Regions from separate parts of the Homo sapiens genome. Here regions 2 and 3 are each linked to region 1. A link is a loop called in an ENCODE intact Hi-C map of the cell type or tissue named here. Cell type or tissue: PC-3. All regions are shown on one strand.

The links. A loop is a pair of places that touch in the nucleus more often than their neighbours do. Peaks named below come from ENCODE experiments on the same cell type or tissue, not always from the same donor. Only the 100,000 strongest peaks of a DNase experiment are listed, where the experiment ranks them.
Region 2: a loop joins it to region 1, with 4 times the contacts of the local background. A loop is called at or near these places in 7 of 110 quality-filtered maps.
Region 3: it touches region 1 in a loop (4-fold over the local background); 3 of 110 quality-filtered maps call a loop at or near these places.

What each region holds. Positions count from the first base shown.
Region 1 is chr2:45,168,847-45,176,846 of GRCh38, forward strand. LINC01121 (long intergenic non-protein coding RNA 1121) reads right to left here. Exons shown (of 6, transcript NR_033831.1): 5 at 6,269-6,367; 6 at 5,495-5,741. Among named protein-coding and RNA genes, the nearest start is that of LINC01121, 82 kb to the right of the region's middle. RefSeq lists enhancers at 246-746, 1,612-2,241. In PC-3, a CTCF peak has its summit at 128; a DNase peak (open chromatin) is centred at 4,865; H3K4me3 peaks cover 3,984 bases; H3K27ac peaks cover 7,390 bases.
Region 2 is chr2:45,271,534-45,279,533 of GRCh38, forward strand. No RefSeq gene overlaps it. Among named protein-coding and RNA genes, the nearest start is that of LINC01121, 21 kb to the left of the region's middle. In PC-3, no CTCF peak of the experiment used is centred here; DNase peaks (open chromatin) are centred at 4,078, 4,498, 5,578, 7,018 and 1 weaker place; H3K27ac peaks cover 6,691 bases.
Region 3 is chr2:45,350,158-45,358,157 of GRCh38, forward strand. No RefSeq gene overlaps it. Among named protein-coding and RNA genes, the nearest start is that of LINC01121, 99 kb to the left of the region's middle. In PC-3, no CTCF peak of the experiment used is centred here; a DNase peak (open chromatin) is centred at 3,934; H3K27ac peaks cover 3,448 bases.

The sequences.
Region 1 (8,000 bases):
CGTGTCCTATTCGTCTCTCTCGTGAATGTCGCTGAAAAAAAATAAAAGTTTGTTCTAAGCCCGTGGCATTTCCGCGCGCAGATGGAAAGGCAAGTGGGAGAGGAGGGTGCAGGTGCGGGGCGGGCGCGGCGGCCCCTTCAGGCGCCGGGGGCTGGGCTGCCCCCGGCCGGGAGCAGCTCCGCTCCGCGCACGTGGCTGTGGGCGCTGCGGACGGGGGACGGCAGGCGGGGGACGGCAGGCGGGGAGTGGAGGGTGCAGTGCCCGCAGGTGCCGACGGCTTCCTCCCAGAGCCCTTCGCGCCGCGCCTTGCCTGGCTGGTGGCGCGGGGAAACCATGGCAGCATTGCGGCTCCGGCGGGCGGGCTCTGCGCGGGGCCCCACCGAGCTTTCCGGGAGCCTCTCCCGCAGCCGATGGGCATCTAGGGGCGCAGAACGAAGAGTGGGCGCCGAAACGGGTGTAGGCGCTGGAGGCCGACGGGGAGGCCCGGGGCGGTCAGGCTTCTCGGTAGAGAGGGCCGTGCACCTCGCGGCCTGCGGGCTAAGGCGGGGAGCCGCTCCTGCGGCGGCCGGGCGCGCGGACTGGAGGGAGGGAAGCGCCACGGACTGGGGAACCGGGGTGACGGGGAGACGGGGGGGCTGGTGGGGTGAGGTCGGCGGGCAGCAGCCAAGTGTTCTGCAGCTCCGAACCCCGCCACCCTCTGGGCGAACGGAATGGCACCCGCGGAGACGGGCGGGGACGGGCGAAAGCGGGTTTGCTCCGACCCGAAGCTGAGCCCGGGTTGGAGGGCGAGACCGTAGGCGAGAATGGCCGCGCGGGCTGGGAGACCCGGGCCGGTATGGAGTGAGTGGAGCCGCCCGAGGTAGGGTAGTTGGGGATGGTAGTTGTGAAGACAGTCGGAGTCTAGCTCCGGGCAGACGAAACACCGGGGCGCGCCAGGGTCCGTTTCCTCCTTCTCTCTGCTTTCCCACCAGCCCTGTAGATACGGAGCCAGCAGTCGGGCTAGAGCGGAGGCTGAGGGTCGCGGTTCCAAGGGCGGTCTCTCGCCCCGGGTCAGGCCCCACCCCGCGGTGGCGGTCGCGTGGCGCTGTCCTGGAGTTGAGCTGTCCCCGCGCCGCGGCCCGCACGCCCAGGACCGCACACCGCCGCCCGCAGGCAGAGACGCCTGCAACCTCGCCCTCTCGCCCGGCTCCCAGCTCGGGGCTGGGAACCGGAAAGGTGCATTTCCGTGTGGGGTGGGGGCGATTCCCGGCTGTCGGCGGTGGGGCTAGGCCTTGCGGCGGATGAGCCAGACCTTCCCGGCTTTCCAGCCAGCCGGGTTCGGGATTTCCCGACGGTCGGACGGGTGGAGGCGAGGATGGGCCGCTATCCCCCAGCCTCTTCAGGAAGAAGCCGTAGGGCCAAGGAAGGGATGGGTGACGGGGCTCACACCATTCCAGCGCTGCCCTCGAACTCGCGGGCCTCCGTTCCCTTTGCAGTCACTTGGTGTGCGCCCCAGTCCCGGGCAACATTACTGCCCGCGGGCGCCTTGTGTGCATGGCTGCTGCCTGCGGCGCACCGGCCTGAGCCTGGAGGGAGGTGCGGGGCGGGAGAGGCGGCCCTCCCTGGGTCTCCCCTGCCTGTCACATCTGCACTTATTTAAAGCTCGGCTGGTGGTCCGCGCTCTCTGGAATGCCAGTTGCGGGCCTGGCCTCCTACGGCATTTGCACTGATTAGCTAGCGGGTCATGGGGGAGATGAGGGGCTTAGGGGGGCAGACCGGAGGTTCACAGTATTCCGCCTGCCTCTGTCCCGCGTGCTAATCGGAGCCCAGTGATTCCCGCTGCACCAATGGCTGAGTGTGTTAGGGAGCAGAAAACCGAACTTGAAGGATGTTGGATGCGTCTGGGAACCGGCCATTGCCACTTAGTAGTATGTTGTGGGCCGGCGCGCACACATGACCCTAAATCTCTGCAGGCTCTAGCGCTGAAGCGGGCGGAGAAGGGGAACAAGTGCTGTGACCCCAAGTCCTAAAAGTTTGTACGCAGTGTCTGGGATATGCAGTATCCTTGATGCGAAACTCTTAAATGTTTGCTGGTGCAAGTCCATACAAAACGAGGTTGGCCTGCCTCGCTTAAAATACCGTACACAAAGCGTAAAAAAGGCACGGGCAATCCGCATCGAGGACGCCACCCCAAGCGCAAGAGGCCCGGTGCAAATTCATCGCTGAAAAACAAGCTGGGTTCTAATTTACTGTGACTCCCACGGGCGCAGGGGTTGGGAGGAGAAGCAAAGGGGGACATTTTTTTATTTTTGAAGCCTCAAAAAGTTCGATCTGATTTTGCATTTGCCTTTGGACTTGGTATAATTAAGGGTGAAAATAAGGCCCCTCTGTATTTCTATTCCCCTTTGCTTTTCTGCGGAGCTTTTACCTCAGAGGAAAGTTGTTTTAGTAATCTGGGAAAGAGAAACCATGTGCTGAGTCAGCAAAAACGCGGCACCAGGCCAGTTCAGCTCAATTATACTGCTGTGTGTAATGTACACACTCTATATGCCTTTGTGGAAATAATGAAAAATATATTAGAATTCTCATGGCATAGCAATGCCCACGAAGCCTGTTGGCAGTTGAGAGCCAGATTTCCGTGTCTTCTAATACAAGGAAACAGGTTCTGAACATGTCTTCTAACAAGCCTTAGATCCAAGGCCACTTAATGTGAGAGGACAAGAAAAATGCAGTTCTCAAAACAACACAAAATATTTTACTTTTTTTTCAAATGGTCGTGTTACAGAATGCTTAAATACTCCTTTCTGCTTGTGTTCTTCTGACAAGTGTTCAAGGTGGCTCCAACAGATGGAATCTTAATTTTTATTTTGCATCATTAAATGCATTTCTCAAAACTGATTCTTGAAAAGGTCTGAAAAGTCTCCTTGCAAGTCCCGTTAGAACCTTGACCATGCATTCTCATTTGTGTGGAAGGAATAAATGTTTTCAGAGTCACTTGGAATGAAACTCTCTTAAACTACTAAGCAATTATTTTTCGGAATAATTGCTTTTAACTGTCCAAGTGTTACCTGAATTTGCAGTATGTGAACATTTCAGCTGTTAAGCAACAGTCTAAATTGTGCTTTTTAATGACACACATTCAGTATTTCTGGGGATATTTCTTCATAGTTATTTTAATTCTAAGAGTTTAGTTGCAGAAAGTGACTTTTGAAAAACAAAAATAGCATATTACATAAAGAACTAACCAGAAGTTTGCCTCAGTTTCATTTGTCTTTTCTACCTCAAAATGTGAAATTAGTACATCTTTTATGCTTTTACTATTTAAAGTCTTAAAAATATATAGTTGTGTTTCAGTATAATGCAGAAATATCTGGATGTGAAAAATTCAGTCTGTCACCCAACTTCCAGATGTTTGGTACTACGCAGACAAAACATCAGAATGAATGACCAAATTTTTTTCTCTACAATCCAGATGGCTTAGTGCCTCTTGCTTCTATAAGGAAGCATATTTTCCTTTCTCTAAACATCACATCCTACTGTAGCCCACATAAGGCATGATTTACACTCCTTCAGCTACAAAATGTTAGGCCATTTGGAGTGCAGCAAAGCAATCAGTTAATGAAACTATATGTTTTGGTGAATGTAGTCCAAGTCCAAGTGTTAGTGTGTACTTAGGAGGGAGTGGTGGTGGTGGAGTCAGAAATGGGAAGGTAGGAGAGTGAGCGCCTTGTTCAATGGGAGAATAACTTGGCTAAAAGGACACAGCCTTCCAAAAATCCATCTGTGCCATCCATAATCGTAATAGGTGAAGTGGAACATTTAGCAGCTTCAACAGGGCTGCCTTTTGCCTGAGATGCAGCTGGACTGTGAAATGTCCATCGTGTACTGTGAAGCTTTCTTTCCCTACTGTTCCTTCTTGGAGCATTATAAAATGGAACAGATGAATGTAATGTAACATTATAACATTAGGACTCATGAACATTATACAGGTGGAAAAATTCTCTGTTTTAAAAGTAAAAAGGCAAGTAAGTGATTTAAATATTCATATTGTTATATGGTGAATATTTAAGTCACTCAAAAATGTAGTGATGATGAATGGATTTCTCTTCCTATGACATGTCACCGCATTTTACAGTTGTTGAACTTGGGGCTGAAGACAGCAACATTTTTTCCTTCCCCAAAGTCAAAGAGATTTAAGATCATGAACAGAGAGCCAGAGTTTCTCTGCTTAAACATGTTGAGAAAGAAGGAATAGATATAAAGAGACTTCCACTAGAATCAGCAGATGAAATCAAACCCAGAATGAATTCCATTCTATTTATTAACCTCACACTCCCTGGATTATAGAACAGTGTTTAGATAATGAATGGCAATGAATGTTAAAACATCATAAAACCTGACCACTTAACAATCGCTGCAAGAAAAACATACCATTTTAAATAGACCTTCTTACAACTCAGAATCTGGGCCTTGGATAATAAGACAGGATTTTATACTGGCCCAAGGTCAATTTTAAAGAATAGTTTATGGGAATCTAGTAGAACCTTGGGGTACATATACTGAGTAAAGAGACTCAAAAGTCAAGTGGGAATCTTTAACACCATATAAAACAGAATCACAGTTACTTTTCTTGATTGGATGTTTTCACGACTTTTTTGGTAATTCATTTATTAGAATAATAAACTGACAGAGCTGGAATGGACTTAGAGCTCATCCAGGTCTCTGTCTTTATAGATGAGGAAATGGAACCAAAATGAAAGGACCTATCTAAGGCCACACAGTCATTACAAGAAGGGTCAGAACTAGAATCACAGAGTTCTAATTGTGAGTCACAGAGTCCAGCCCTGTCTCCAGGACAGCTTGCCTTTGAATCACTATGACGTGGCTCAGCGTTACAGATTTCCTAGTGGTGTCCAAGAAACTGACACCCATCACTGCAGGCTGGAAATGGCTCAACATCATTCATTTGTATTACACATCTAAGAGCTATAAAACAAACCCAGTGTGAAGGCAAAGTTTCCCCATTTGTCTCCAGAATAAGACAGACTATTGCAAAAACAGAGCTAATAAAACTCTGTCAACTTCAACAACTTGGTTAGAGGTCCTGATAACAAGTGACAGCCTTAGCTTTTTACAGACAACTTATAGTGCCTTGGAAGCATGTCATGTGCAGAATCCGCTACAGTGTCTTTGAAAATAGCACAGTCAAACATTCAAAATTTAAGTGACGTTAATGGGGAAGAGAGGAGGAGGTGGTGGTTATAGCCATGTCTACACTACTCTTTACAGAAGACATAGATGTCAGTGGTCCTTCACTCGTCTCAGAAAACAACTCACGACTACAGCAGCTTGCATGATGAAATGGAAGGTTAGGATGCAAGGGGAAGGTGGAGGGTGGAAGATGGGGTTGGTGGGTCATATTAGATAGCAATATGAAGCATACTGTTCCCCAGTTTTGAGGAACTGGGGATCTCACTAGTTCTCATGGTGTGAGCCAAGGAAATAGACTCTTATGTGATGTTATCAAAGCTTTTCTGTTTAATGTTTTATTCAACATCAAATGAGAACATAGAAGCATTGCTTCTAGGAAGGGAAGACAACCCCTGACTCCTACACGAGTATTCTGCTCCAGGAATTGCAAGGAAGTTTAAGGATTAGGAGAGATGGGGGTAGAAGGAATGGGTGAAGTCAGGACTCAGTATGGTTGGCCCTCTATATCTGTGGGTTCCGTATCTGTGGATTCAACCAACCTCGGATGGAAACTATTCAGAAAAAAAAAAAAAGGATGGTTTCATCTGTACTGAACGCATCATAGGCTTTTCTTTCTTGTCATTATTCTCTAAGAAATACAGTATAACAACTATTTACAAAGCATTTACATTGTATTAGGTATTATAAGTAATCTAGAGATGACAAAGTACACTACATAAGAGGATATGCATAGGTTATATGCAAATACCATATAATTTTATATAAGGGACTTGAACATCTGTGGATTTTGGTATTCTTGGGAGGTTCTGGAACCCATCCCCAGTGGATACCAAGGGACTGTGTATTTGGAGTTATGAGAAAAGAATGGTCATGTTTTGATTATCTTGTAGAGAAAGGAGTTCTTGGTAAGGCCTTCCCTCCAAGCTAATTCAAAGTTAGTGCTCCCTGAGAAGCAGGATCTGGCCAGAATTTGAGAGAGCGGGATGCTGGGAGAAGAGGTCTATATTTTTAAAAAATGCTTAGGGGAGCAACTAAACCAGCAAAAGTTAAACCAAATAAAACCATCATGCCCACTTACCTCTTTAATTTACTCTCCCAAACAGATCATCATTTGAGCTATTCCACTGAAGTCAAGCATGAAATCTATTTAGCTGGATAGCTACCCATTTCCTGTGACCTGCAAAAGAGATGCCCTATTCTTTCAGGATCCTTGGAATGCCACATGCCCAGGCCCACTGGAAAACTGGGAAGGAAAACTGGAGCCACATGCCTGGGCCCACTGAGATTCATCACCCTTCCCCTACAACCCTGTGTCAAGGAAACACAAAGATAGAGTGGATTTCAGCACCACCCAATGCAGACGCATGGCTGCTAGTTTATCAGCATAGGTCAATGAATGGTTTTAAGTTGCTATGGGTTTAAGAGGATCTCTTAGTTGATGGGAATTTTTGAATCTTTTTTTTGCGTGGGACCCTTTGGCAGTTTTGTAAAATGTACAGACTATTTCTCAGAATGTTTCTAAACGTGTAAGTTATATTGAAATTGGCCAGGCACGGTGGTTCATGCCTGTAATCCCAGCATTTTGGGAGACCGAGGTGGGCGGATCACTTGAGGTCAGGAGTTTGAGACCAACCTGGCCAACATGGTGAAACCCCGTCTCTACTAAAAAAAATACAAAAGTTAGCCAGGCGTGGTGGTGTGTGCCTGTAATCCCAGCTACTTGGGAGGCTGAGGCAAGGAGAATCGCATAAACCTGGGATGTGGAGGTTGCAGTGAGCCAAGATTGTGCCATTGCACTCCAGCCTGGGTGACAAAGCGAGACTCTGTCTCAGAAAAAAAAACAAAAACAAAAATATATATATATAGAAATAAAATTATCAAGATTTTTTTAAGAAATAAGTTTGTGATATATTTCTTTGTTAGCACATCAAATGCAAGATCTAGTGGTGAGTCTAATAATTTCTGTGATATTGAAACAATGATAAGCGTTAATGATAAATTCAAAATATCCTCAACAACTATAATGTGATATGAAGGTATCTGTGATTTCTATTGGTGAGAAAGTCACAGGTATTGCTAATGCATCTGTAGCTTGTTGTCTACATTCATAATGAAAAGAAATGCTAATTTTTAAATAATGATTGGTAGAAATGAAAATGTAAGTTTTTCATCCAAGTTTATGGACTTCTGCTTTTCCTTGATTGCATTTGCAAATCTCCTTACTTCCTCTTGAAGAACCCCTTAGAGGGAGGAAGAGGGGGCAGTTCTAATAGTACCTTAGAGATATGAAATGAGATGGTCACAGCCATATGAGTAGATTTTGATTGGATTACACTGGGCCCAAGTTTGGAGTGTCAACATTAAACCTGTGATATAAGATCTTGTTCCTAAGATGAAAAGTAACTTTATATTGTAATCCTGTAGAGTTGAGATCTTGAGAAGCATTCCCTTGATAAGAGGACACTGGAGGAAGTGTCAAAATCACCTTCAAAGTAGGAGAGTGGTAACCAGAGCCAGGAAGGACTTGATAAGGATGAGTGAATCACCTCTGCTTGGTGAATGAGCCCAGGGTGGAGCTCAGCCTCCATCCAGGGAGCTTCAGTCTCCATCCAGGGAGTCTTTGTCAAGCAAACAGAGCAAATCCCCAGAGAGGAGGGGATCTGCAGTAAGGGTGGGAGAGGCACATGCAGATCAGGCAGAACAGCCTGTAGCCTGGCAGCAGAGAGCAGAGAGAGAGCCCAAGCAGGAGTGTCTTCCTGAAGAGTAGACAACGATTGATCATTTAAACTTCATTCAAATTAAGAACTTTC
Region 2 (8,000 bases), 100 kb after region 1:
TCATTGACTTGAAGCCTTTCTCCAGCCACTTCTACCAGAAGTCACCGAGCTTTAGCCACCTCCTCCCTGCAGAAGCACAGGATTCCCCAAAATGCACAACTCAAGATAATGCCCCCAAAGTACATGGCACCACTTGGCCAAGGATGTGATGCTGGGAAGATCTTTAAAATATTTAACAATTGGTATGACGTGGGCACCAACCCATAAGAACAGCATTCTCACCAAAGGCATCTTCATGTTGGGTCCCTTCTGCCTTTTCATTTTAACCTTCAGTGATGTCCTCCCATGCAGAGCAGGCAGTCACTCTTACGCCTATCTGCTGAGAATTTTCTCTGTCGGCAGCATCAGCCTCTCTGTCCCAAATCCCTCCTCGTATCTAACACACTTCCCCCAGTGCCTAAGCTTTCTCCTTCAAAGGCCACCAAAGCATGTGACCCAGGCATCCCTCATTCCAACCTCCCGTTGTCACTCGAGCTTTTTCCTTGAAGTGCCTGCTCCTTTCCTTTGCTGGCCACATCTCCCCATCCTGAGCTCTGCCTTTGACTTCCTGACTCCAGTAATACTTCCCATGTTGTTGGCATCTCTTCCAGGACACTGTAGTCTGGATTTGGCACTTGATGTTATGAAACTCAGCCCCTGACTAGACAGTGCCCTGTGGTGTTCTTTTGACTGCTTCATCCATCAGTTCTGCCACCCCACCGAGGCTGTGCACGCCTGAGGGCAGGGAGCAAGCTTCAGGTTCTTCTTGTAATCCCCATTGTGTCCCAGGCAGGACTGGGCACTCTGCAGGTGTTCAATGACCATGAAGCAACCAAGTTGACTCGTGCCTGGATACGATTCCTGGTATAGACACTGATACTCACCTCCATCTTGGGGCTTCGGTTTCCTCATCTGTAAAATTAAAGGTTGTACTGTGGTCCTCAACCCTAGCATCACATTAGAATCACCTGGAAACTTAGAAGCAGTCTCACTAGCCAGGGCCTATTCCAGGGATTCTTTTTGACAAGTGTTGGGTAGGACTGGACATCAGTTTTTGTCCTTTTTTTAAGTACTGCAGGTGATTCCAATGCACAGCCAAGACTGAGCACACCTGAATTAAATCATCAAACAGTCCCATGCAACTCTGTGATTCCATGAGCTGAACTGAATGGGATGGTGTTCCAAGTGAGCTCATTTGTAACAGAGGGTTTGGTTTCAAGGTCATCCTGATGCACAGGTTGGGGAGAGGCCACAGGTGGGGGCTGTGGCAATAGCCACTGTCAGAGCTCAAGCCTTGTCATCATCTGTGCCTGTGACAGGTCCTCCCCTGGGTGCTGCTCTTAGGCGATGCATATTTCCAAAGGACTCCCAGATGCTGAATGAAAGGGTTAAGGACTCCCCAAAACCCACCTCCCCCCAACATATTATGTGCTCTTTAAAATGTCAGGAAAAGTTCAGAATTGCTGTTGGCAGGTCGTGCCAAAATTCTTGCCTGAACATATTGGATTATAAAATATGTGGATATGACAAGCCTATCTGACAGATCAGTTTACCTTATACTAAGATGATGTTTAAAAGAAAGACATGGTTTTTTTCCCTGTTGTGGTTTAAGGGTTTTGTGGTTGTTTTGTGTGTTTCCTCAGTGTTTTCTTTCTTTTCTCCTTCTTAAAATATTGTCCTGACTTTGAGTTTTGACATCAATTAAAAACTCAGCTAATGAAAAAGCTAAACCCTTGGGAACACATTAAAGACCACTTAGGAAAGTTGATTCCGGCTCCTTTTTCAAAGCCAAATCTTAGACACCAAACTAAGTTCAATTACAGACGTTCATTATTCCTTGGGTATAAAAGTCTTTTTATAACCCTCCCTCATTGTAGGGCTGCATAAATGGAGCATATTCATATTTTCCCTCTCTCTCTTTCTCTTTCTTCCCTTTCCTTCTCTCTCTCCCTCCCTCCCTCTCTCTCTCACTTGTTGAAACAAGCACAGTAATTGCATTACCAGATTTCTAGGATTAACTTTTGGTTCAAGGAAAAGTGCTGAGTTTGAGCGTGTATCTGTAATTAGAGGTGGTAGGGTAATTAGCTGCACACAGCTAGACGGTCTGCAAGGGGCCTAGAAGACAGGTCTATTTGTTCTGTTTCATCACATGATTTAATCAAACAGTGAGTGCCTTGCTCACAGGCCTCACAAAACAAATATTTGCTGATTGATTGGTTCATCAAACAACTGGTCAATTCAGTTAAACCAGCTCTTTGCTGTCCAGTAAGCCAAGGAAAGAAAAATAATTGACCTAAGTCTTTCACTTTCCAAATGGCTGCTTTGCTGCCTTACAGAAACAACTGCAGAACAGCACATGGTGGAGGTGTTGAAATCCACTCCTTTCTTTCCCTTTAATGGCTTTCCAAAATAAATAGCATTAAAAATCAATAGGCTACAAAATGAAGCCCAAAATGAAAATCTACAAAAGATATTCATCACTTTGTCTACATGAAGGCCTGCTCTCAAGCAGCCTGCCTCCTTGGGTTCAAGGTATGTCACATCACTGAGAGATGTTTAAGTCAGTGTATCCCAGGAGCAGAGCTATGTTATCCTAGGGAGGCACCCTCTCCACCACCAGCTCTCCAGAAGCAAATGCGAAGATGCAGTCAAATCTCTGGGTATTTTGATGTGGACCTGATCACATCTAGATGCAAAGGAGACATGAAGGCCAGATGCTGGTGTCCTGCCAGCTTCCCAGAGAAACCTTTGCTTTCTGTGCCACCTGTTCATTAGCAGGCTGCAAAAAACTGGCTGGAAGCCCCACTCTGCCCATTGGTAGAAATCCCCAGTGGGGAGTGCCTATGAGCAAGGCATTCACTTTATTTTCCATTCTGGAGCCGCTGTTCAGAGGATATTTGTCTCTGTTGGGCCCAGAAGAAAGAAGTTCGCCCCATAGTAAGGCAGGGTTCCAGCTGTGCACAGAAATGCCTGCCCGGAGGCTCTCTGCTGAGGCTGAAGAATGGCAGGGAGGCAGCTTTCCATGAAAAGCAATTTAAAGTGACATGATGTTAAAGGCCGGCAGTCCAAAAAAAAAGGCAAACATCCCATCACCTGTGAGTGATCCCCTGAGCCCGGGGAACATTTTTTAAAAATCTGTCTCACAATCACCCAGTGTTTAACTTGAAGTCCATTTGTTAATTTAGTAAACACAGACATGATATTGACAATATGCCTCTAATCCAGGCAGGAAGGAAGTATCCGGTGTCAGGCAACTCCAGGCCCTCTCTAGTGCCCCTCACCTGAAGGGCTGCATGAGGCGAGACAGCTCAGACAGCAGGTGGAAGGGCAATGGGGTCAGGGGTTCCTTAACCCTCTGAGGGCCAGGACACTCTCTCTTGGGAGTCGGGGAGGAATCTGTAAAGATCCTCTCTTCCCATCACCCTTAGCAGTACAAAGTGGTTTACAATTTACAAAACACCCTTCATATTTTCTGACTAAAGCTTTCAGGCCTGTCCTATGAGACAAGTTGTGATAGTTAATTTCTTACGTCAATTTGGCTGTGCTATAGTGCCCAGATATTTGGTCAAACATCATTCTATATGTTTCTGTGAAAGTATTTTTTAGATGAGATTAACATTTAAATCAAGTTAAACGGGCTTTGAGGAAAGCAGATTACACTCCATAATGTGGGTGGGCTTCATCTAAACAGCTGAAGGCCTTAACAGAACAAAGAGTTGCCTCCCAGAGCAAGAAGCAATGCTGCCGGCAACCTGCCTTTGGACTCAGCCCATGACTTGCCCCTGAGTCTTCAGCCTCATGGTCTACCCTGCAGATTTTGGACTTGAACCTCTACAATCATGTGAGCCAATTATTTAAATCTTTTTCTCTGTCTTCCCTCTCTTGCTCTCTGTCTACTATCTCTCTCTCTCTCACACACACACACACACACACACACAAACACACCCCTTGTTGGTTCTGTTTCTCTGGAGAACTCTGAATAATACACTGAAAGTGTTTTCAGTCCTGTTTTATGACGAGGAAATGGGCTTAGTGAGACTAGGAACTAACATTGGGCTACTGTGGTATAAACTGGTCACTCAGAATCAGTGCACTGGGGCAGGTTCACACACGATGACTTCATCATTCAGAAATGTAAAAGTCCAGGGCTGGTAAAGAACCCAAGAGGACAGGGCTGTGGCCCCTGATGTCAGACAAATATATGTCTTGATCATGTCACTTCTGTTCTTGAAGATTTCTGGGGCTTGTGCCCCCACCTCCTACCCCCTTCACCCATTGCTTCTTTCCACGCTGCTGATTAAATCTACCTTCTTTCTTAATTTAACCCCATTTTTTTTGGTGGTGTCATCCACACAAGGAAACATGCCTGATTGTAAAGTTTCTGGCAGGAGGCTTCTCCTTTAAATGACAATTTTAAATAGCATATACACAATGCTCAGAGCACAGGAGATACACTGCATGAGCAGTCATGTTAGTGGCATCCTACGAATGTAACCTGGGCTTTGTAAACCATAAGGCATTCAACATTCAACAAAGGTAAGGAGTCAACATTATTGTTCTAGGTTGCAGGACTGAGTGAGGTTGAGAGAACACACAATTCTTAGGTATGAGAAGCAGCTCATAAAATCTTCAAGTCCAAGGTTGAGGCTACTCCATGCTGAAATTTTGTTTAAGTAAGATGGTATGAGACAAAAGACCCTGAACTTAAGTAAGTAAATTCTGAACCCCTGGTTCAATCACCTTTCTTTTCCAAACCCTCTCACTTCTTTATGGTAAAATAAATAGGGTCCCCTTCTTTATTAAGGAGAATTGTTTTGATTGCAAGAAACAGAAACCAACTCAAGCCAACTTCAACATGCAAGTGCAGTTCTCACAGAACCCAAGGGCCAGAACAGCTGAGCCTAAGGCAGGCTCTGGAATCAGAAAATGGAAGGCCATGGGGGAACCCAGGAGACTCTTTTTCTTCCCCCTCCAATGACTTCTTTCTTGTCTCTCTGTAAACTCAGTCCACAAAGTAGAAAGAAGCCTACTCACTGGTCCTAAATTTGTATTTTTCCTTTGTTCAAAAGTTTAGTCAAGAATGGAATCTTGGCTGGACGCAGGGGCTCATGCCTCTAATCCTAGCACTCTGGGAGGTTAAGGTGGGAGGATCACTTGAGTCCAGGAGTTTGAGACCAGCCTGGGCAACATCACACCAGGCTAATTTTTAAATTTATTGTAGAGATAGGGGTCTCTACAAAAAAATTAAAAATTAGCCTGGTGTGATGGCACATTTCTGTTGTCCCAGCTACTAGGGAGGCTGAGGTGGGAGGATCACTCAAGCCTGGGAGGTAGAGGTAAGTGTTATCAGTCCTGTTTTATGGATGAGGACACTTTTTTAAAAAGAGAAAAAAGAGGAGGAGGAAGAGGAGGAGGAGGAGAACACGAAATATAATCTCTTGTTCCTTATTCCAGATTTTAGGCTAAGAAATTCTGATGGCCAACGTTTAAGCTAGATGTCCACTCCTCGTCCAGTTAGCTGGTGGGGGATGGTATCAGTTCCACCACCATGGCTGGCAGACGCCTATTCTCATGACTCATGGCTGTAGAATGTGGACCATGGCCCCCAAATTGGCAACCATACCAGCATTTCTCAGACCTGTCTCTGCATCAGAATCATCTGGAAAACTTGGGGAAAAAAATACAGATTCCCTAAGCCTATCTGGCACAGAGACCTTGGACTAGTGGCTGCAAGCAGTCTTGTCTACTTTTCCTAGAACATTCCAGGAATAGAAGAGAATAATCAGTACATTTAGCAGTACTGATTAGTACAGTCCTCCCTACTCTTCCATCCCTACTTCCTCTTACCCCATCCAAATGATTCTATGCAACTGTTTGAAGACCTGTTTTGGGGAACCACTGTAAAATATCATCAGACAATGCAGAATAAGAGATGCAGAATAATAAGCTAATGACCTTGTACACACTTTTCACTGTGTATCAAGAGCTTTCCCACTTACCAAGTTCTTCCTGCCCAGCTGGGCATTGTGCTAGGCTGTTTAATACGTATCACCTCATTGCATCCTCACAACCCCATAAGGTACATGCTTTTCATTTTCATTTGACAGACAAAGAAAACAAAGCTCAGAGACGTTAAGTGACTTGCGCAAGCCTTCTTAGTAAGCGACAAAACCACTTACTTATATATCTGTCTCCTTTGGTTGACCCTTTAGTGCCATGAGGTCATGGGTCAGAGGTGCCTGCTTTTGCCCATCCCAGGATCCCCAACACTAAGCGTGATGCCTGACATAGGAGAGGTGCTCAATAATGTCTGTGGGTGAATGTCAAGTAAATGAATGGCAGCCTGATGGTCTTTAGGCTGAGCCACTCCGCGTATCCCAGGGAGAGAGCTTCCCAACCAGCTGGCTGTGACACCTTCCCAAGTCCTGTGGGCTTCTCGGCGGACTGAGCTCCATATCCTTTCAGCGGCTGGGGCAGCCAGAGCCCTCAGACCTGGAACGTCCTCTGGCTGTTAGCACCTCATCTACTTTCCCTAGAATGTCAAACTATTATGTTCTGCGTGTGTTATGTTTTGTGAAAGTGGGAAGTATAGCACAATCTCATTTAAAGAGTAAAGATTCGTCCTGCTCATCAAAGATTTGTAAGGTGGGCTGTACCCCCAACACAGCTCTTTTTGGTTATCCAAAAGCCATTCTGAGATCTTCAGAAAATTGTTCTGCATTCCCCATGACGGGAGAGTAACTGAATGACAGTCCTTCTGAGCCAGCAGCCACCTCCCTTGCAGCTAGAGCACCCCAAGGCTTCCTTCACCTGGTCCAGACTTAAACTCAGACCCTAGTGGCAGGGTGCGGACAGGGACAGAGATGTTGACCGAGGCCAAGGTTGACAGTATCTGGCATTCCTCATATGAAACCCAGAATCTCTAAGGCCGATGCCAGGACGCCAAAATGCCTTTCCTGCCAGGGGATTATGTTCATTTGCACAGGATCTGAGATAGAAATTCCAAAGAGATGATACTGGAAACCAAAGGCCTATATCATATTAATAATACAGACAGGAAGGCTCCCCCAGCAGCTGGTAGCAAACATCTATTAAATAAAGAAAGGGACCTGGCCCCAGCCCAAAGCCCAGCAATCCAGCCAGGTCATTTCAGATTACAAATAGAAACAATTAAACCATATTATAGACCTTGTCTCTTGTTGGCTATTAGGTTTCTGCACTTACATGCTAATTTCTGAGTCAAGGAATCAGAGATCTCCCCAGATTAGGTATCTACCACCGCTCAGCAGGCTACAAAAGTCAAGCTGTATTTGCACTTCACTTGGATCCTCTGTGTCCACGACGGCTGCAGAGAGAGCTGGAAGCCAAAGTCAGCTGAGAGCTGCGTTACAAGGCATCAGCTCTGCCTTCAGAGGGCTTGGACCAGAGGCCTGGCTTGGCCACTCACCAGCTGAGTGACTGTGGGAGAGGCAGAACCCACATTTGAACACTTCTAACTTCAGTCTGCGCAAGCACCCGAGCCCTCACCTTCTCAAAACCCCAATTCTAGTTCCTACCACTTCTTCAGCCGGAGAGCAGCTAGCTGGCTAAGCTGATGTCAAGAGTGGACAATGACATCTTTAAATAGTATGGGTTCAAATGTAGATGAATAAAACTTCAGCCTTCTTATCTATGAAACGAAAATATAATAACCCCTGCCTGGATTCTGGACTATCTGGGTTCATATTCTTGCTCAGGTCACTAGTTGTATAACTTTAATTACTTAAATTCTTGTGGTCTCAATTTCCTCATCCATAAAATGGGAACTGCCTTCTAGAAAAAGGTAATGAGATTGTTGTATTTCTTCTTCTGCAAACCTCTAATTCTTGTCCTTTGTCCATTTTTCTTTTGGGACATACCTTTTATTGATTTTTAAAGCTCTTTCTATGTGATAAACTTTAACCTTCATAGATGCCATATTTTTTTCTTAGTTTGTCATTTGTTTATGGTATATAAAATGCTTAGCATGGTGACTAACACAT
Region 3 (8,000 bases), 180 kb after region 1:
GTTGCACATGGTGGCTCTTCCATATTTTAAGCCTGCTGTTCATCCTCCATGCCTACTCGGTGAGTCTTCTCTTTGTATTTCTAATCTGACACTGATTTGAAGCTCTAAACTACCCTAGTCATTTTGGTCCTTTCTCTTTTCTAACAATTTACTTTTCAGAGAAGGAAAAGTTCATATTCTGCATTTCCTCTGAGATACTTCTGAACTTCCCCTCCATGGGTTAGCACAGCATAGGAAAATTCAGTAAAGGGATGGTTTATCTCCTCCTCATCTCCCAAATGTTCCATCTGTCTGGATGACAGCAGGGATGGGGACCTGGAACTAGACACATCAGCTGGGATATAGCTGCTTCTGAGGGGATGTCAAGTGTAACAGCAGAATGTGACATGAGTTCGTTAATGGGCATGAATTAGCAGATGTGACAGGGGTTAATGGGCATGAGCTAGTCTGACAATGAAGGTCTCAAGGAGGGTCTCCCCATAGATCCAAAGATCGGACATCCAGGAACAAGCAATTCCCCAAGAATCAAGGAGACAGTGGCACCAGGAAAGCTGCACAGCAAGTGGCCATGCCTCAGGCCCAGGGTCCTCTTCTTAAGGAAACTGGTATTCTGGGAAGGCCAACAGTAACAAGGATGCAGGCACAGAAAATTGAGCCCCAGATCTGGGTCTGGATGAGGGACTTTTCTTGGCCAGTTTGCATACCAGTTCTGATTAGTTGGCAGTGAGTCCTGGGGCCTAAGGCTGAACAAGATTCTGGTTCTACCTGCTCTTGCAACCTCATCTCTGCCCTTTTTGCTCCTGGAAGACTGGGCTCCTCATGGTTTCCACCACACACTTTGTATATTCTCCACTCTATTCCTTGGCTCTCCTCTGCCTTCTTTTCTCCCACTCCTCATCTCAACATCTGGAATGGAAAGCCCTCCTCACTCTTCTTAGCTTCTTTACGTCTGGCCTTTTCTTCTTGACTCAACTGGTTGGATGCCCCCAACACTTGATTCACCTAAGACTCTAGGAATCTAAGACAAGATTCTAAGACTGATTCCAGAAAAAGACTTTAATGATTGATTGCAAATGTCATCCCAGGCATAGGAGGGAAGAGTAATGGCTTAAATGGCTTGACTATTTCCAAACCAGCAACAAGGTTTGCCTGTAGAACTGGGGCCAGGGTCAGAATGGGAAGAGAATCAAATGGTACCTGAAGTTATTGAGTCCTGATGCGGGACCAGAGTTGCATCAATTCCTCCTGCCGGAGGACAGGACTCATCTGCATAGAAGTGTATACCAGAAATTTAAACTATGAGATGTTGGGGAAAGTGCCTAAAATCCCAATGCTCTCTTCTTCAACTCACCAGTACTTCATTGAAATAGAAGCTGACCTCCTTCAGAACTCGTCAGATTCAATGGATGCAAAGATAATGGGCTTGTCCTTTTTTTCTTGGGATATACTTCTATATGGGGCAGATGGCAACATACTGAACTTGTAGGGGTTATGGGGGGAGAGACTGCCAAAGCTGGACGATCAGGCAGAACTCAACAACCACAGTCTTCAGGCCAAAATGAGCTTCTGGCCATTTATAATTCCTCCAAATTGTAGTGATGCTTGACGTTCCTCAGTTTAAGTGGCAAATTTATGCAATCGGGAAGCATTCTGCAGAAGCAATTGTTGCAGTGAACAAAAAGAGAATTCCAGCTGTTTCAGGTCAATAAAACAAAACAGAACAAAAAACTTACAAAAACCAGGGGACAGGGAAGGGAGATGAAATGAGGATGGAAATGGTAATAAAGAGATTCACTTCCATAATAAGTAACTGGCAAAATATTTGAAATGTATTTATGTATATTTAAAAGCTTCATACCACTACTTGGAAGGTTATCCTGCATGGGAAACCTGTGATAGAAACTGATCGCGTTTTCTCTGAATGACTTTATTGTAAAAAAAAATGTACATTCTTAATGAGGCAAGGGAAGGCGGGAGGATGGACCACAGCAAGAAGGAAGGCAGAGCATCCTGAGGAGTTTGGAGTAGGATTTTATGCAAATCTAATCAGTTAACAAATCAAATCACAATTATTTAACCCATTATCACTGGTCCAGAGTAATGCCAGGCATATTATTCTTATCAACCCCTCACCCTGTCAAGCCCAGGAAAAAATACGTGTGTTTACTTTTATTATTATGCATCCTGTGATGAGCGCCACAGTTGCTAAGTGCATGCAGCACCTTTAACTAAAGAAACTAATTGCAAGCCACTTTCAATATCTCTTGTTTTTTAATTTAATGTCCTCAGAGAGATATAATTGGGCTGGAGGGAAGAATTTTCACTGAAGTCATGAATTTGCTATATAAATACAAACAAGAAAGAAAGCTAATACAGTAAGGGAATATGGGATTAATTTTGAAATTGTCTGATTAGTGGATTGCTGCCCATCAATAATTGCCTTATATTTTCCCAAGGCCCTCTCTTTATTGGAGTCTGGCACCGCATCTGCCCACAGTCTGTCAATCAGCCTGTGCAGCTGGGAGGGTCTGGGGAGACCACAATTGGAAGCCTGCTGGGGCACCTTGTTAGACAAAGCAATATATCCCAGACGTGAAAACACTCCCATCTCAACTCAGCTGCTAACATCTTTACACTCAATCCTCCTGCCTTGGAGCAGGACCTCAATGTGACTAAGTCTGATTTTTAAAAAGGAAAAGAAAAAGTCACAACTGCCTGTTTACATGTATTTTACAGGCCTGGGCTCTACTGGAATTGGAGGTCAGAAACACCTTCCCCCTTGCAGTCGCTAAGTTGCCTAGTAACATCCTTGAGAAGAGCTCTGCAACAGCTGGAATTTTTAAAGCAACATCGGCGTCATGGGGGACACCTAAACACGCTTCAGACATTTAAAAATTAAGAAATATGATCAGAAGGGCTATGAGCAAGTGTGCAGATGGTGGGTTTCTAGCTTAATCAATGCCTAAGATCTGGAATGTTCCTTAAGCTCCAAGAACATTTCCCATCTATCCTCCCCAGGCCTGGTGCTCCCAGGTCCTTAAAGACATGATCACAGAGAAGATAGGAGGGTCTGTTGACTGAACTCACCATAAACATCTTTTCAAACCACATGCACACACACACACACACACACACACACACACACACACACACACACACAAAGCTGCAGCCCTGCTAATGATATGTTTATGCCATGCCCATTTCCAGAAATATTTATTTCTCTCTACCTTGCCAGCAATCAGTCAAAATACACAAAAATGGATTTGCATGTAAAGATGCTTCATTTAGAAGACCAAAAATATGATAATAGAACAAAGATGGCCCAGAGCATGCTTTTTTGTTTTGTTTTCTTATCTTCTACTGTTTTCCTTTTCTGTTTGGTAAGCTGAGCATTTGTTTTAAATTGGGATTTTGTCCTTGTGAGGTAGGAAATAAAATGATCTGGAGCCAAGGTACCTAAACATGAGTTTATTAGTGTCAACCAAAAAGTGACTGAGGCAGATGTCAATTGATTTAGAGGCTGATTTGGCCAAGGTTGAGGATGCACCCAGGAAAGAGACACATGGGTCCCAGTAGGATCTGTGTCCTGCGCTTTTTCCAAAGAGGGTTTTGAGGACTTTGATATTTAAAGAGGAGAGGGAGAAGGAAGTGGAGGAGGAAAGGAAAAAAAGGCGAGAGGGCAGGCAATGAGGCAAGTGGTCACATTCTTGTGAGGCTCTGATTGGCACTCAGTAAAGCTACATTTTACATGTGAGAAGAACGGAGTGGTGGGGAAGTCAAGCATGCATTCCTATCTTGCTCAGTAGATCTACATTCTACATGAGATAAAGTAAACATATAAAACTACAGCTGTTTGGGAACAGAAGGAAGGTAGCTTTTTGCATGACTCAGTTCCCAAGCTTAACTTTCCCTTTGATATAGTGAGTTTGGGATCCTGAGATTTTATTTTCCTTTCACATTAGTCATTGAAAGGCAATTTCCTTTCCTCATCACAGGGGCAGAGGTCTAAAGGACAGAGCTAGCTGCAATCCAGGCCTGCGTGGTAAGAAAGCCAGCCCCTGGAACACTGAATGGCTCACATCCATGTTCACCACAGAAACCTTAGGAATCATCCATTCCTTCCTTCTACTTTCCATTTGGTTTTCAGCCTTGAAGTTGGTCACACCTTCCTCCAGTGTGTCTTCCTCCTGTGTGACTAACGAGAGCAGGTGCTGGTGCTTGGAGCACTAAAATCACCCCTGGTTGGCCAGGTGCGGTGGCTCACGCCTGTAATCCCAACACTTTGGGAGGCCAAGGCAGGTGGATCACGAGGTCAGGAGATCGGGACCGTCCTGGCTAACACGGTAAAACCCCATCTCTACTAAAAACACAAAAAATTAACCCAGCGTGGTGGTGGGCGCCTGTAGTCCCAGCTACTTGGGAGGCTGAGGCAGGAGAATCACTTGAACCCAGGAGGCGAAGGTTGCAGTGAGCCAAGATTGCGCCACTGCACTCCAGCCTGGGCGATAGAGTGAGAGTCCATCTCAAAAATAAATAAATAAATAAAATCACCCCAGGTGGACAGCTCAGTGCCCCGGGGTACACACTTACTGTGGCCTTGCCAATTAGCAGGCCTGGGGCCAGTCTGACATTGTACATCTCCTGTTGGGAGAGAACATGAATATTTAAATCAGAGTTGTTGTGAAGCTTAAGAGATAGAAGGCAGGTGGAAACACATTTTCAGCTCTAGTCTAGAGCGTTCTGTCAAAGTAAGGTGATTTTTTTTATTACTAATTCTTTTCATGACTGGTCATAAGAGTGTTATCAAGGCAGCCGCCTTGGCTGTTTGCTTTGCTTTGGGTGAGTGGGCAGCCACCAGCTTAGGTCACAGGTCCATGGGACTTGTACTTACAATAATGAACTTCCCAGGTGCTGGGCTTGTGGCCCCAGGATGAAGGAGTCTTCCCTGCCTCTGTTTCTCTTTTCAAATATGCTGCCCTTCTAAGGCCTGTCAGACATTGGGCCACTTCTCACTCTGGCTTAAAGGAAATCACAATTTCTTTTCCTTACGAGTTCAAACCTCCAGAAGAGCAAAGCAGCGGCAGGCAAAGTCCTTCTCTCCAGGTACCAAGTTGGCTTTTGGGACCTCTGTAGTGTGTACCTGCTATCCCTGCAAGATGTCCTCAACTTTTTCACAGGCTGATCCCAACACCCTGAGGGGGGCTGAATCTTCTACTTTTTCACATTCTTTCCTCACTTGCAATGCTTCTCTTTTTTCTCTGGGGCCCAAGCCTGCCCTTCTTTAAAGCCACCCCTGACCTCATGGCTTCCAACTGCATCTCCCTCCACTTTCTCCAACCACACTAGCCCTTACTCATCTCCTCCTCCCTGAATCTTGCAGCATTCATGGTTGGTAAAGGTCACTGGACAATGATGACCCTCTATGGTCTTGTTCCTTTCACATTTGTTGAAAATTCTCTATGTGCTAAGCACTGTGCCAGGGCAGATCCAAGCAAGAATATATAAAGTTATACTGTTCCTCATTTTATGCTAGCAATTTTCAATTGCCTGGCCTGATTCTAAGCTCCTAGAGGGCAGGAACCATGTCTTATACTGTATTTTGCAAGGTTCATAGTATCTGTCAATAAATATAGAGTGAATGACTCAGCGACAACCAGTGTTTGGAGAGATCCAAGGAGTGAGCTTAAACCACAGAGAAAATGATCTTGAAAATCAAAATGTTGGTTCCCCAGTCAGGACAGCAACGTCCCTTGCCTCCTAGATGGCCCGCCCCATATTACCAAACACATGGCATTGGGGAAAATCAAAGTGTCACAAAATAGTCATGTCTCCTGTCACAAAATAATCAACTCTGTGGTTCAGGTATAACATGGAAACAGTACTAGGACTGGAGCCATCAGTGTGTTCATTCTAGGTCCAGACACAGGCTCCGTGCTTGTGAAGAGAACCCAGGGCTTCTGACTAGAGCACAAGAAGGCCACCAGGACCTGGGCCAGGGACTAGATCCGTGAGATCTCCAAAGTCCCCATGGGCAGAAGCCTTAAGCCACCAAGATGTAAAACTTGATCCTGGATGGGGGGCTAGGAAACCAAGTGGAGATTCCCACAAAACCATGAGACCAGGAAGGGTGAGCTCAGGTGAGGTCTTCACTTCCAGGTTTGTAAGTGTTGGAGAGCCCTATGGCTGTCCTTGGACCTATCCTCTTCTCCACCTCCCTGAGTAACTCTGTCCAGTCCCATGGCCCTCATCTGATCAACGATGATGCCTATATTTACAGCTCCAGACCCAGACTCTTCCTGAGCTCCAGATACTTGGATATCGGATAAGTATCCCAAAGTCAACACGTCCAAAACACATCTCATGATTCCTATCCCAAACCAGCTCCCTCTCCACATTTCCCTTTCTCAGGAAATAGCATTGCTGTTCAGCCACTCTGGCCAAAATCCTAGGAGTCATTTTTGAGTACTCACTTTTCTCTCACACCCCATATGCAATCCTTCAGCAAGTTCCGTTGGCTCCATACTCAAAAGATACGCTGAATTTGATGGCTTCTCATGACCTTGACCACTACGGCAGTGTATGAAGCCAGCCAACCCCACCTGCCTGGGCTACTGCTGCCGTTTCGTGCGTCTTCTTGCTTCCTCCTTTCTCCTCACTAGTCTGTTCTCCACACAGCAGTCATAGTGATGTTTGAAAACCATAAATCAAACCATGTCACTCCACTACTCAAAATCCTCTCGTGGCTTTACTGTATGCCTAGAATAAGATCCCAAACTCCTCCTGTGGACTACAATGCCCCGCCCAGTGTGGCCTCATTTCCTGCCATGCCTTCCTTGCATACTGTGCTCTGGTCACTTTGACCTTCTTGCTTTTCCTTGAGCCCTGTTTCTTGCCTCTGGACCTTTCTACCTCCTCAGTGTTCTTCTCCTGGGTCTTTGTATAGTTCCAACCTCATTTCACTCTCGTGTCCACCGAAATACCTTCCAAAGAGGATCTAGCCCATCTACTCTCCCTTCCCCATGTCCTCATCACTCTTCACCCCCTTTCCTTGTTCATTTTTCTTCATTGTCACTAACTGAAACTATCTATTTTGCTGTCGTTGTTGACATCTTTCCCATATCAGACCCATGAGGGTAGATATTTTGTCTTTTTTGTTATTTGTTATATCCTTAGGGCTTGAATCGTGTTTGGTACATAAGAGGCACTCAAGGAATATTTGCTGAGTAAATTAGTGAATGGATAAATAACCTCTAAACTTAATGCCATATTACTATACTTATGATCACGTACGTAGTAACTCTCATGGAGTAATTTTTAAAACTAAAAGCCCTAGATTTGTAGGAAGGCCTTTCTTTGTGGGGGAAAAATGGTCCCCAAAAGAAACCAAAACAGTAGAGTTGCTAACAGGACAGTGCAGATGATAAAGAGAATGACTAGTTGCCTTCATAAAGCAAAACTCAGGTTTTGCAAGGTTGAGAAAGTGTGGCTGGGCCTTTCCTCCTCCGCCTCATTCTTGTCTCAAAGTTCCCCTACCCCTGCCCCAAGACCTCTGAACTATTAACACTTGCACCCTAGCTCCAATTTCTTACAGCAGAACTGAGACCACACTGGATCATTTCAACAAGACTTCACCAACTCAGGGAAACTGAAAGAAATGCTTGGTATACAGTGAGCCGGGTGCTGTGAGAGGGCACAGGGGAGGAGGAGGAGGAAAGAGCTCTGGCAATGTCCTTCCCTGAGGGCCAGGCTCACTGGCATTGCAGGATGGCCACTTTGGAGAAGACAATGTAAGGTTTGGGAGGTAGAAGGAGGACTTCAAAATGGAGATGGGAAGGTGCTTATACTTCTAATTGTTTATGTCCATCTTCCTCACCACTCATGAGAGATGAAAACTTGAATCCCAGTTTTTACAAGAAAACACCGTGCTTGGAGGCAGGAGTGGCAACAGGTCTGAGTGCCGCAAAGCTGGTGCTTTTTAATCACCTTGGATCCCCATTCCA